Regions from separate parts of the Homo sapiens genome. Here region 1 is linked to region 2. A link is a loop called in an ENCODE intact Hi-C map of the cell type or tissue named here. Cell type or tissue: gastrocnemius medialis. All regions are shown on one strand. Links, peaks and the distances in the headings refer to the core of each region. The heading gives the core; the rest is flanking DNA. Region 1 has its middle 17 kb from the start of NRBF2. Region 2 overlaps ARID5B (AT-rich interaction domain 5B).

The links. Peaks named below come from ENCODE experiments on the same cell type or tissue, not always from the same donor. Only the 100,000 strongest peaks of a DNase experiment are listed, where the experiment ranks them.
Region 1: it touches region 2 in a loop (4-fold over the local background); 2 of 110 quality-filtered maps call a loop at or near these places.

Annotation. Positions count from the first base shown.
Region 1 is chr10:63,111,952-63,119,834 of GRCh38, reverse strand. No RefSeq gene overlaps it. Among named protein-coding and RNA genes, the nearest start is that of NRBF2, 17 kb to the left of the region's middle. In gastrocnemius medialis, for the core only: no CTCF peak of the experiment used is centred there; DNase peaks (open chromatin) are centred at 3,884, 4,314 and 5,674; H3K4me3 peaks cover 859 bases; H3K27ac peaks cover 3,458 bases.
Region 2 is chr10:62,046,639-62,051,638 of GRCh38, reverse strand. ARID5B (AT-rich interaction domain 5B) reads right to left here. Exons shown (of 10, transcript NM_032199.3): 5 at 639-751. Among named protein-coding and RNA genes, the nearest start is that of ARID5B, 150 kb to the right of the region's middle. RefSeq lists enhancers at 1-1,156, 2,195-2,489, 2,331-2,500, 2,681-2,770, 3,391-3,460 and 2 more. In gastrocnemius medialis, for the core only: no CTCF peak of the experiment used is centred there; DNase peaks (open chromatin) are centred at 388, 2,358, 3,468, 4,568 and 1 weaker place; H3K4me3 peaks cover 3,437 bases; H3K27ac peaks cover 5,000 bases.

The DNA of each region.
Region 1 (7,883 bases), core at 1,800-6,799, 1.1 Mb before region 2:
TAATCCCTAGGCAATCCCAACTAGAGACACAATGGAAATGCCTATTATTAAATGAGAGACAAGAAGAGCCAAGCAGTAAGGCTTCTGCAACTCAGAAAAAATGGGGCCTGGGTGCTTTGAGAGAGCATCTAAAAGCTGGTCCTGCAAAGCCTTTGGTGCTCTTCAAGGCTCCCCAGGAAAATGCATTTCATGTCAAAGAGCCCAAGCCTAAATGGGCCAGTATTGAGGTATTTGCCACATTGGACAGGTTCTTGATGCTTCTCCAGAATGTGCCACAAGGCTTAATTTCAGACATTCCTTGGATATTAGCTGCTCTAATCTCATACTCAATATTGTAATTATTATAATTATCTCTTTACCATCATGATAATCCAGTCTCTCCTTGAACTACTCAAATCAAGGCAGACCAATCTGTGGTAGGATATATTTTAAAATTCTAACATTTGTATATTTGATATTGGATTTTTTTTTTTACTATTAGAAAGTCTTTCATTTGTGTGAATTGTAATCTGTCTTCCCATGACTGCTATGCTCTGAATTTTTTTTTCTTATAAATCACTATAACATATGTGTGTGCAACCAGGCACAATCTGTTCCCTGTATCAAAATGCAAAATGTGCATATCCTTGACTCAGCAATCCCCATTGTAGAAACCTTCTCTACAGAAATACTAGCACAGAGGTAGAAAATAAAGGTATGTGAGGATGTTCATTGGGGTGCCATAATAGTACCCTCCCTAATTTTGGAATAGTTCAAACAAAACTAGCCAGACCATTTGACAGGCCTGCTAGAGAGAGGGATTCCTGCATCAGGTGGAAGCTTGGATTGGTTACCTCAAAAGCCTGTCCGGTTATAAGTCCTTGGTTTGCTCATTTATGGGGAGAGAGTGGAGCAGACTGTCCTGGTCCCACTTTCTGCTTTCTGAGCTTCTCTGCTGAGCAGGAGAAAAAGATGAACCTCCATTATGCAGTAGGAGAGGGAGTCCAGTGCACCTGCCACACATATGATGTTTGCAGACTGCCCAGTGAAGCCACCCAAGAGCATTCTTCTGTAGTCACAAAACCTACAAGGCCTGCCACAGAGACAGTAACAGGGACAACAGCAGGGTTGGGAGTAGCAGGGGCAGCAGCAGGCCCCAGAGTAGTGCTGGGCGCTTGGCTGCATCCAAGTCCACATGTCCAGAACAGATAGCACAGCAATGTCAGGGGCAGCCAGCAAGGGCCCAGGAGGAAAAGGAGCCAGGATGGTCACAGCAGGACCACCAGCGCGTCCTCAGTGGGTGTTAAATTAGCTGTGCGGGTGCTTCATGCATATCCTTGGAGAGCATGTCTAGCATGTGGCCAGGGGCTGCCAAGGGATCCCCAGAAGGCAGAACGAGTGTGGTGACTACAGTAGTAGAGATCACTAGCAGGAGTGTTGTGAAAACAGCAAAAGGGCCAGTAGGGAGATCTCTCCTTTCAATCTTATAGAGTAAAGGCTGCATCTGTAGGTCTGGATCTGAAAATAATAATAATAACAGAATAAAGGCTGCATAAATGAATGGGATGAGAGAGAGTTTCCCAGGTCAGTGCTGAGGTCCAGATGGAAAGATAGGAAGCAAGGGGAAGGTACAGAACATAGAACTCTAAATTAGAGAATCCTCCATTACAGGAGGTTATGTGAAGATAGCAGCAAGACAAATGAAGATAAGTAAATCTGAAAATTATCTTCCTGCCAGTCGTTAGCCATGAGACCATTAGAAATTTTAAAAAGGGCTAAGCATGGTGGCTCACACCTGCAATTCCAGCATTTTGGGAGGCCAAGATGGGAAGACTGCTTGAACCCGGGAGTTTGAGGGTGCGGTGAGCTATAATTGGGCCACTGCACTCCAGCCTGGGTGACAGAGCCAGAAACTGTCTCTAAAAAGTAAATAAATAAATTACAAAAAGAACAAGGGCAGAAGCAGCCCAGGAGGCACCAGCAACAGCTTCTCCACTCACAAGAGCTTCAGGCACCATCCCACCATAAAAGATTCTAGGACATTTCACCATTGGAATTGGGAAGCTGCTCTACAAACTAGTTCAGATTCTGCAAGTAAGATATCCAGCAGGATAGGCTCTTTCTTAAGCTACTGCAAAGCCAACACTACTACAAGACAGAACTGTGGCCCCACTACCTGGTAGAGAGAGGGACATGATGTCTAAGACAATAGAGGGCAGCAACCTGGGGGCTCTCTGGAGACAGCAGAGGGTAGCCAGGGGCTAGAGATCATTGTATCGGGATATGAGAACAGTGAGGTAGATGGTAATCTTTGAAACTGAGCCTGTTAAAGAAGAACTAGAGCAGGAAGCTACCATAGGGATCTGGACTTGGGGGAGTATCTTTTTTTTTTTTTTTGAGACGGAGTCTTGCTCTGTCTCCCAGGCTGGAGTGCAGTGGTGCGATCTCGGCTCACCGCAAGCTCCACCTCCTGGGTTCACGCTATTCTTCTGCCTCAGCCTCCTGAGTAGCTGGGACTACAGGCGCCCTCCACCGCGCTGGGCTAATTTTTTTTTTTTTTTGTATTTTTAGTAGAGACGGGGTTTCACCATGTTATCCAGGATGGTCTCGATCTCTTGACCTCATGATCCACCTGCCTTGGCCTCCCAAAGTGCTGGGATTACAGGCGTGAGCCACCGCACCAGGGCTTTTTTTTTTTGTTTTGTTTTTTTAAAAAGGGTCTCACTCTGTCACCCAGGCTGGAATGCTATGGCACAATGTTGGCTCACTGATAACGCGACCACCTGGGCTCAAGTGATCCTCCCATCTCAGCCTCCAAGTAGCTGGGACTACAGGCTTGTGCTATCATTCCTGGCTAATTTTTGTATCTTTTTTGGTAAAGATGGGTTTTTGCCATGTTGCCTAGGCTGGTCTTGAACTCCTGAGCTCAAGCAATCTGCCCATCTCGGCCTCCCAATGTGCTGGGATTACAGGTATGAGTCACCATGCCTGGCCTGTTTCCCTTTTTATATATGCACAAGAGTGATATAGGGTAAAAATATGCCCAAGTCTGAAGAACCAACCCCTTTCATTATATATAAAATAAAAATACTAAGTGGCAAAAACAAGGGCTTAACTTCAGAGAAAAAAAAAAAAAAAACAGTTTGCCAGCAGAGCCAGCATGTAAGCAATGGCCATCTTTCCTGTACTTAATAGGTGTGAGGGCCCATCATCCTTCTGCGTCATTCCCTGATATGAAAGGATCTGATAAGTCCTTCCCCATTTCCAACTTCATCATGAACAAAAGGGAAGACTGCCTTTAACTTTAAACAGAAACTAACTACAGTATAGTTTAGTTGTTTATTTTTAAGACTGGTGTTGACTAGTAAGCCCCATTTTGCTTCGGGCTGATTCAAGTGTTTTTTGAACAATTAAATTATTCTGTTTCCTGAAACTTTCAAATTATCCCTATTTCCCAATATTAATGGTTTGACTTTGTACTGTATAATACTTTGCACGTTTCCAAGCACTTACATGTACATTCCCTCTTTCAATTCTAACGGGCTCAAATTAGGGACTTGTCCAATGTCATAAAATTAATAAATGGCTGAGCTAGGTCTTGAATCTAGCTCTGTCTGGTTATAAACCCAGTTATTTTTCCACGACAAGCAGCTAAATATCTACCAGAATGACTGGATGTTGGTAATAATAGAAATAGAGGGTAACCCACTGCAATTACATTTGTTATTTTTGGTTTTCCTAGGTTCACAGTCCTGAGTACTAAGAGGTTCAGGCTAAAAAGAGAGTCGCTATTGTTAGTGACTCTATTCTCCTCCAGGGTATTTTCCAAGAACTATTCACAAACTAGACTGGGCAGGAACTGGCCATGTGAGAAGGGGGAGGGTAGCTGTGAGGTCAGCAGGCTCTAACTCCTCGGACTCTGAGCCAACTTGTCCAGTTGCTTCAGCCTGAGCCAGGGTGAACAAAGCCAAGTTAGGCAGGAGTCAGGCATTCTATTCAACCAAGTTCAATAGAGGAGAGTCCAAGGAAAGCAGAATTTCAGGGTAGTTTTTTATTCAGTAAGCTGACATTTGGGAAACGGCAGTCAAATAAATGCAGAAAGGCAATGATTCAATCGACTTTGTACTAAGTTAGTGTTTCTCAAAAAAGGAAGCTGAAGCGAACCCTCCAGAATCCTAATGTCCTTGGACCACTCAGCTTCTGGTGCACCAGTAGTGCTGCCTTTTTTCTATCTATAAAATATAACTTCAGCTGGGTGCTGTGGCTCACACCTGTAATCCCAGCACTTGGGAGGCCAAGGCAGGTGGATCACAAGGTCAAGAGATCAAGACCATCCTGGCCAACATGGTGAAACCCTGTCTCTACTAAAAATACAAAAATTAGCTGGGCGTGATGGCACGTGCCTGTAGTCCCAGCTTCTCAGGAGGCTGAGGCAGGAGAATCGCTTGAACCCGGGTGGCAGAGATTGCAGTGAGCCAAGATAGTGCCACCACACTCCAGCCTGGCGAATTTATATATATATATATATATATATATAACTTACCTGTTGATCTATGCTGGGTTGGACACAAGGGAAATCCCTTTTACCTACATTTTCTTTCCAGGCACTTCAGGACACTAAGACATCCTAATCAAATCCTTTCCATCCACTGTATTCACTACCCCCAATTATACAGACCTCAAACTTCCAGTTCCACCTCTTCCTCTGACCCTTTGACGGAAAATGCTAGTCAATCTGGACTTTATTTCAAATAGAGTGGTCACATACTGGGAAGGGATCAAGGGAATCATGAGATATTAGAAGATGGTAGAGTATCATGGCCTTAAGTAAAGGTCAGTGAGAGGACACTTAGAAATGATCTAAATCATAAGGCATAAATTCAGCAACTGCTCTTAAGTTTTCTTTCCTTTTCTTTTTATTTTTTTGAGACAGAGCCTCTCTCTGTCCCCCTGGCCGGAGTGCAATGGTGTGATCTCGGCCCACTGCAACTTCTGCCTCCCAGGTTCAAGCGATTCTCCTGCCTCAGCCCCCTGAGTAGCTGGGATTACAGGTGCCTGCCACCATGCCCATCTAATTTTTGGATTTTTAGAAGAGGTGGAGTTTCACCATGTTGGCCAGGCTGGTCTCAAACTCCTGACCTCAAGTGATCTGCCTTCCTCGACCTTCCAAAGTGCTGGGATTACAGGTGTGAGCTACCGTGCCAGGCCTCTGCTATTAAATTTTCTAAGAGAAATTTGCCTCCAGCCTCCTTTTAAAAGTATTTTCCACAGTTGCCAAGATTCTTCAATCCACTGTTAATCTATTTTGTTTCTCCTGTGTTCCATGCTGCCTGCTGCTGTCCCTCCTAAATGATACTAGCACAGAAGATATGTGTTTGACATCTTGGGAAGCCATATGAGGGCTTCAGGAAAGGGAAGGGTCAAGCCAAACAGCACAGGAAAAATAAGAATTTTACCATGAATTGAATTTTCTACCTTTCATTTTCACTGTATTCTTTATTTCTGTGGTGGTCTTTTAAAATATTTTCTCCACTCTTCTGTGGAAGGAAGGAAGGAAGAAAAAGAAAATATGACAAATACCTTTTACCTCTACCCTGACATGTTTTCATCATACGCTGTTGACACTCAGTCCAGAAGCAACTACGGGAAGAATGATGCAACCTCAGATGTTAGGACATCAGGACTGTGGCCAAAGAATTTTCACAACATACATGGAGCCTGGCCAGGCTTCAGCTTTGGCTAGACACAGGTTATTCTACACTGAGTTCTCCCTTGTCATTTCTAAAATCTGCAGGGCTCTGACTTTCCCAGCATGATTGCCATATATATCACAGGCTTTTTTTTTTCATTTTTTTCCAGTTCAGGGTTTTGGGGAAGGGAGCAAAGTAATTAGAGAAATGGACCAATTGGAGCCGGGCGCGGTGGCTCATGCCTGTAATCCCAGCACTTTGGGAGGCCAAGGCAGGAGGATCACGAGGTCAGGAGATCGAGACCATCCTGGCTAACACAGTGAAACCCTGTCTCTACTAAAAAAATACAAAAAAAATTAGCCGGGCGTGGTGGCGGGTGCCTGTAGTCCCAGCTACTCAGGAGGCTGAGGCAGAAGAATGGCGTGAACCTGGGAGGCAGAGCTTGCAGTGAGCCGAGATCGTGCCACTGCACTCCAGCTTGGGTGACGGAGCGAGAGAGCGAGACTCTGTCTCAAAAAAAAAAAAAAAAAAAAAAAAAAAAGAAGAGAGAGAAATGGACCAATTGGAAAAGTTTTGGTCACAATATTGAAATAATTTGCAGAAACCTCTAGACTTCTTCCATCATCATGGAGCAAATATTCTTGGCTGGCTTTAACAGGATGTTTACTTTGTAAACGTATAAATAATTAATCCTTTTTTTTTGTTGTTTTTTTGGGACAGAATCTCGCTCTGTCACCCAGGCTGTAGTGCAGTGGCGAGATCTCAGCTCACTGCAACCTCCATCTCCCAGGTTCAAGCGATTCTCCTGCCTCAGCCTCCCTAGTAGCTGGGATTACAGGTGCGTGCCACCATGCCTGGCTAATTTTTGGATTTTTAGTAGAGAAGGGGTTTCACCATGTTGGCCAGGCTGGTCTCAAACTCCTGGCCTCAAGTAATCTGCCTGCCTTGGCCTCCCAAAGTGCTGGGGTTACAGGTGTGAGCCACTGCACCTGGCTTAATCCCTTTTTGGATAGGTGCCTTCTCATTAATGACTTACATTCTTCCCCTTTTCTTATGAACCTTACCGCACAGATTTGAATAAATTATAATCCTTGGTTCATGACCAATTGTCATCAGTGGTTCATGCATGGTACCTTTTGTTTGTAGTTAATTTGATTTACAATGTAATGAATATCCACCACTACTCCAAAACAAAGCTGATGTGAACATTCCTGTACATGTTTTCCTGAGTTCATGTGCATGCATTTAGCTAAACACTTATATAGGCTAGAATTGCTGCATCAAGGATTATGCATATGTTTGGCTTTAGCAGAGATCGCCAAACAGTTTTTCAAAATACACTACCACCAGCAGTGAATTAAAATGCCACTTGCTTTAAAAGGTTGTCAATAGTTTGTATTCTTTGTCTTTTTAATTTTAACAATTTTACTGGATATGAAGATTGTCTTACTCTTTAACCCCTTAAGAGCTGACTTCTGTTCCCATTACTTTATGCAGTTAAACAAGGTGCTTCTGAAGATATCTCTACTAAGCTCTTGATCATCAAGTTTAATGACTTTTCTTCAATTCTTGTCCTTCATCTCACAGTAATATTTAACACCACTTTTTTCTTGAAACTCTATTTTTTTGACTTCTATCATACAGTATTATCTTAGAAGGTACTCATTTATCATTTATCCATAATTTCAAAATCCAATATACCCTGAAAACTAAATTCTTTTTTTTTTTGAGACAGAACCTTGCTCTCAAGGTTTTTGTTTTGTTTTGTTTTGTTTTTGTTTTTTTTTTGAGACAGAACAAAGCTGGAGTGCAGTGGTGCGATCTGGGCTCACTGCAATCTTCACCTCCCAAGTTCAAGCAATTCTCGTGTTTAGCCAACCAAGTAGCTGGGACTAGAGGTCCCTGTGCCACCATGTCCAGCTAACTTTTGTATTTTTAGTACAGACAGGGTTTCACCATGTTGGCCCCGCTGGTCTCAAACTCCTGATCTCAAGTGATAACTTCCTTGGCCTCCCAAAGTGTTGGGATTACAGGTATGAGCCACCGCACCTGGCCTGTTTTTTTTTCTTTTTCTTTTTGTTTTTTTCTATTTTTTTTGAGACAGGGTCTTGCTCTGTTGCCCAGGCTGGTGTACAGTGGCACAATCATGGCTCACTGCAGCCTCCACCTCACAGGCTCAAGTGATCCCCCCACCTCAGTCTCCCGAGTAGCTGG
Region 2 (5,000 bases), core at 1-5,000:
CCAAAGAATGCTTAGGTAAAAAATTGACCTGGGTCTTGAACAACAGCGTAGAATTTACTTTCATTCTATGTTAACAGAGATCTTTAAAAGTATATAAATGCTTGTGGGCATATGTATACATCTAAATATTTTGCTATGTATCTTTAATTTTAGTCTAATGTAAATTAGAAGTGACTTTGAAAAATACATAACTAAAAAGATTAATTCTAGCTATTTCTAATTTCATCCTCTGTTAATCTCCAAAACACATTTAGATGAACACATTCAGAAAGAGGACGGTTCAGCTGGTCTATTTTTGACACAAGCAGAGTAAACTATGTCATTGTGTCACCCACTATGAAATCTCAGCCTCAATGACGTGGGTGCTTAATCATCTGTCCTTTACTCATAACAGGCCAAACTGGGAGGTAGGAAGTCTTTCTGTTGACTAATCAAAATGCCTACCTCCCCCAGCCCACGGCAACCAGGGGAAGGGAGGTGGCAGGAACAGGCACAGCATAGAGCTTCAAAAGCTCTGAATACCAAAGTCAGATGCTGAATTGAAAACTGCCTCCAAGACACAGGCACAGAGAGATAAAGAGAAAAAGCAAAAATAAAAAGATGCAACGAAATGAATACCGTGGAGTGAATGACCGTACCTTGGCAACGGCTTTGCCATCGGAATTGTTGTTGGAATCCTTAACACCACTGAATGAATCTCTTCTTTGTGGGCATGGTTTCTTTTTGCGTGGTCTGCCTTTAAGATTTGGCGCTGAAAACAAATGGAAAACAATTGATATACATTTTCACTTGCATGGGTTTCTTTATTAAAGACCCAGAATCTCACTACAGTGATCCCTTCTAATTGTTCAGAGAAATGTACAGATCTGTGGCAGGCAGCCCTCATTATTACATGCTTCTCTCTCTGAAGGCTTGCATATTGGTAGAGTATACATTTCTGTACACGTTTCCCAAAGCTAATCTATTTAGCTTTAACATGTCTAATTAATAGAAGTAACACGAAGCTCTTAGCTCTAAAGGATCATGATAAGAAAAATGTCCTTCCACGTTGTTAGACAAGAAGCATTTGGTGCTGAAAAACTGAGCCAGGCTTTGAGCTCAATCTTTGGTTTTTGTTTTGTATCTTGCTTTCCGAAACCTAAGTGACATGCCTGCCCTTATGGTATCATAGTAATGAAATGTTTGAAAACATCTCTTTTACAAAATATTCAGAGACAAGGGCATTCTCTCAAATTACCATACAGATAAGTAGAGAGATAGCTATAGAGAGAGGGGCATTCACAACAGCAAGCTGGAAAACATTATTACATATATTTACTAACAATACTGCAACCAGCAAGTTTCAAATCTCAACAAATCTGACAGATACATTTAAATCAGCATGCTGTCTTTTCCTTTTCAATATATTTTTATGAAGATCTTAAGGCTTATTTAATATAACATCCAAAGATTACACTGGGGTTAGCCTGATTCCATGGGGGTTACACTTTTGAAAAGACAAGATACAAATCAAAGTTCTATTTCATCCTTGATGCTGAGCTTGTTCCTTTTAAGATCTACACAGAAAGTAGGGGGAAAAGGCTGCTGTTTATTGAGAGCTATGACTATCCGGCATCAGCTTTCACATTTAACTTCATCAGTCACCCAAGTCAAGCAAAATTAAAAACAACCAACTAACCAACCACCCCTAGAATGACTCCAAGCTAATGAATTATACCCTAAACAATTTCCTTCAGACCTTTCAAGGCACCCACACTTTTTATTACTTAAGGAGTGATTATGACAATGTCAAATCTAAACAACATGAACCTTCTTGATTGTTGTTAATCTTACTTAGGCAGTTAACCAGTGGTTTTAGGACATTTTTACACTGTACTCATTTTACAAACACAATTAATCCTACTAATTTGATTTTCTCCTCCGGATAACAGTTTTACTGTTGGTGGAAGCTCAGTAAAGCAGAACTGCCTTTAAAATCAGAGAGGCAAAAGTTTAAAAAGAGGCTTTAGGGCTTAGGATCCCCTTCCCACACCCGCTCTCTCCTCTCATTCCCCTAAACGCTGGTCTGAAAGTCCATCCCAGAAAGCCAGCCTGGAATTACCAAAGGTAAACAAGCTCACAAACAAAAATCAAGCAAAGAGAAAGTAGCGATTACCCATTCCAGTCGACAAACATCTGCCTGACTGATGCCTGTGCTCATGAAAGCTACAGCATGTGACTGCTCCCCGGCCACATCCCTGGAAGTCTCGACTTGGTGTGGATGTCAGCTTCCCTCCGAATGCGAGCTGCGAGGCTCAGCGCTCTGCTTACAACTCCCCTCCCCCGGCAGCTCCATTACTCATGTAAACACACAGCAGTGACTAGCACCGAGTGTGTGGGATGAGCCTGAGGACTTTGCTGGAGTTGCCAGACTGGCAGGGAGGGCTCTGCTCTCTCCACCTCCCCGCACGGAGATGGTGATTTCATCCGGCCTGTTTTGTGGATCCTGACCTCTTGCTCTCCTTGTCAGAGCACGATGCCACGTTCCATGAATTTGACACGGTCCGCAGCCTGGAGCCAGGGCATGGACTATTTGTTTTGTTTAGAAGACTTTGTGTAGCACAGAAGTGTTTCCACAACTGACCCAAGTGCTAAGACTTTAATGACCGCGAGGGAAGGATGTACTTTCAAGTCCCTTATCAAAATAACAGCTGAGCAGAAAGCTGACAAACAAAACTTGGGGTAGCAGGTCGCAGGCATTTCATTAAAACAAACAAAACAATATCCCCTCTGTTCTAAGACTTGTTACTATGATCTTCCCTTCCTAGCATTTTGGTGAAAAGCACTTAGACCTAAAAGGCATTTATTTCTAGAAAAGCTTTCAAATCCCAAAGGCCTTTTCGACAGAACTTGCATCGAACATGCTGTTTTTAAATAAAGGCAAAGGTTCCGGGAACTGACAAGAAGTCATCCCCAAACTGGGTTTATTTTCTCCATTCTTTGAGCTGTTTTCAGAACCCAGAGAAGCACATGTACTCCCCCAGCAGATTCTGAGAATTACAAATTTAGAACAGACTAGCACCTAATATTCTGGTCACACAAACGTAAACTCTAAATGGGATTTGATCAAGAGAAAAAGCCCTTTGTTCTTAGTAAGGCAAGTACTTGCGTATTTCAGGTATGGTTAGGCAAATCCTACCAGTCATTCAGGACTCAAAATCAAATTCCTCTCCTACTCTCCCCTCTGAACTTTTTTTCCCTCCTTCTCTTATGGAACATATCACTGTACTCCTTGTACTTTAGCTGTGGTTTTTGGCATATTATTATACCAGACTGGAGAATCCTTAAGGGCAAGACCCTGTGGGATGTGTCTTTTATCTGCCCAGCACAACACCCAAAAGGCTGCATTGCATAACATGTATTTGTTGAATGAAAAAGTGACTAATGGAAATAAAGATGCCCACATACTGTTCTTTCCTGTCCTCATAGACTGGTCCCGCCAACCTCACACGTGGTATACTTGTCACACTGGGCACTTGTAAAACTGCATTCACCTTTACTACTTATGCTTATGCTCTGGAAACATAAACTGGTGACTTGAGTTTGCACTGGGAATGGAGACAGGAAACCAAAGGCCTTTGGTATCTCAGTAAGGCTATAATCTAGTCCCCACATGCAATGCACAAACACCCTGAAGAGCACAAATATTCAAAGTACGGGGTGGGGGGAATGGAACACAAAGGACTGGGTAGGTGCCTCTGCAATCGAATCAGAGACCTTTTGGATTCAGAAGACTCCAGGTAAAGTTTTGGTATTGAAGGACTGGCTTTGGGGACAGCAAAAATTCTGGTCCCCAGGCCACATCTTTGTCCCTCTAGAGTCATAATCTGTCATTTGCTAGGTCAGTGAGTGAAAACAGGTGCATTATGGTGTGCTGGTGGGCAGGAGTGGGATGGGTCTGCGGACTTTAATTCACTCATGTAAGAGACAGCCCCACCTCCTTCCAGCCACCCTGCAAGGACCTACACCTGCCCTCTCCTTGAAAGCTCAGTGCTATGTACTTACTGACAGAACCTAAATCCTAAGACTCCAGAATTAGACCAGCTCTTGTTCTTTAGGTGAGACTGATCTCTACCAAGAAAAAGCTCTGCTAGGGAGAGAGCAGTACCCTTACTGATAGCATATCTGGCTTCAGTCAGTTTTATTAGAAAAAAAACAGTGCAAAGCAATAGACGTACTGTTACTTTTACGTGTGTATATGATTCACTGGCCTGGCTTATCACAGAGTTCAGTAAATGCTCTTTGCATGAATGTTTTCAGTATTATACATGAATAATAAGAGTAGCTAAGTGAATAATAATAGTAGCTAACCATTTCTGAGCACTTTCTCTGTACAAGTCACTCTTCTGAGTGCTTTGCATACAATAATTCCACTAAAACTCACAGCAAGCCAAAGAGGAAGGCATGATCCTTATCCCCATCTTACAGACCAGGAAACTGAGACAGAGATGAAATTACTTGTCTCAGACCATACAAATGGTTACTGGCAGCAGAAGGATTTCAACACAGGCAACTGGACTTTATCCAGAGCCCCTGCTTTAAGCAACTTATCTCTAACAGACACACACACAGACACACACACACACACACACACACAGACACACACACATTGCCTCAAAATGAAGTATTCATACTAACTTGGGCTGGCAGTCACCAGGGAGCTCTCCGCAAATGAAAACACTCAAGTACTACATAGCACGAGGGTGCTGCAGCCCACCCCAGACAGGAAACACTGTCCGACAGAATTGACAGCGAGTGGGGTCCCCTTTAGTCTTGACCCAGCAGTAGGTGGCAAGACTCCCACTAAGGCCAATAAAACTTAGTCAGAGAGCCCTACATATTACCCTCCTTAACCAGTGGGCCACTGACTCTTCTGCCTAATCAGTGAAAGATCTCTGTGGTTTAAAAAAAAAATCTTTCCCCTCTGACTGCCCATCTGTTCCTCTTACTCAGTGCCAAGA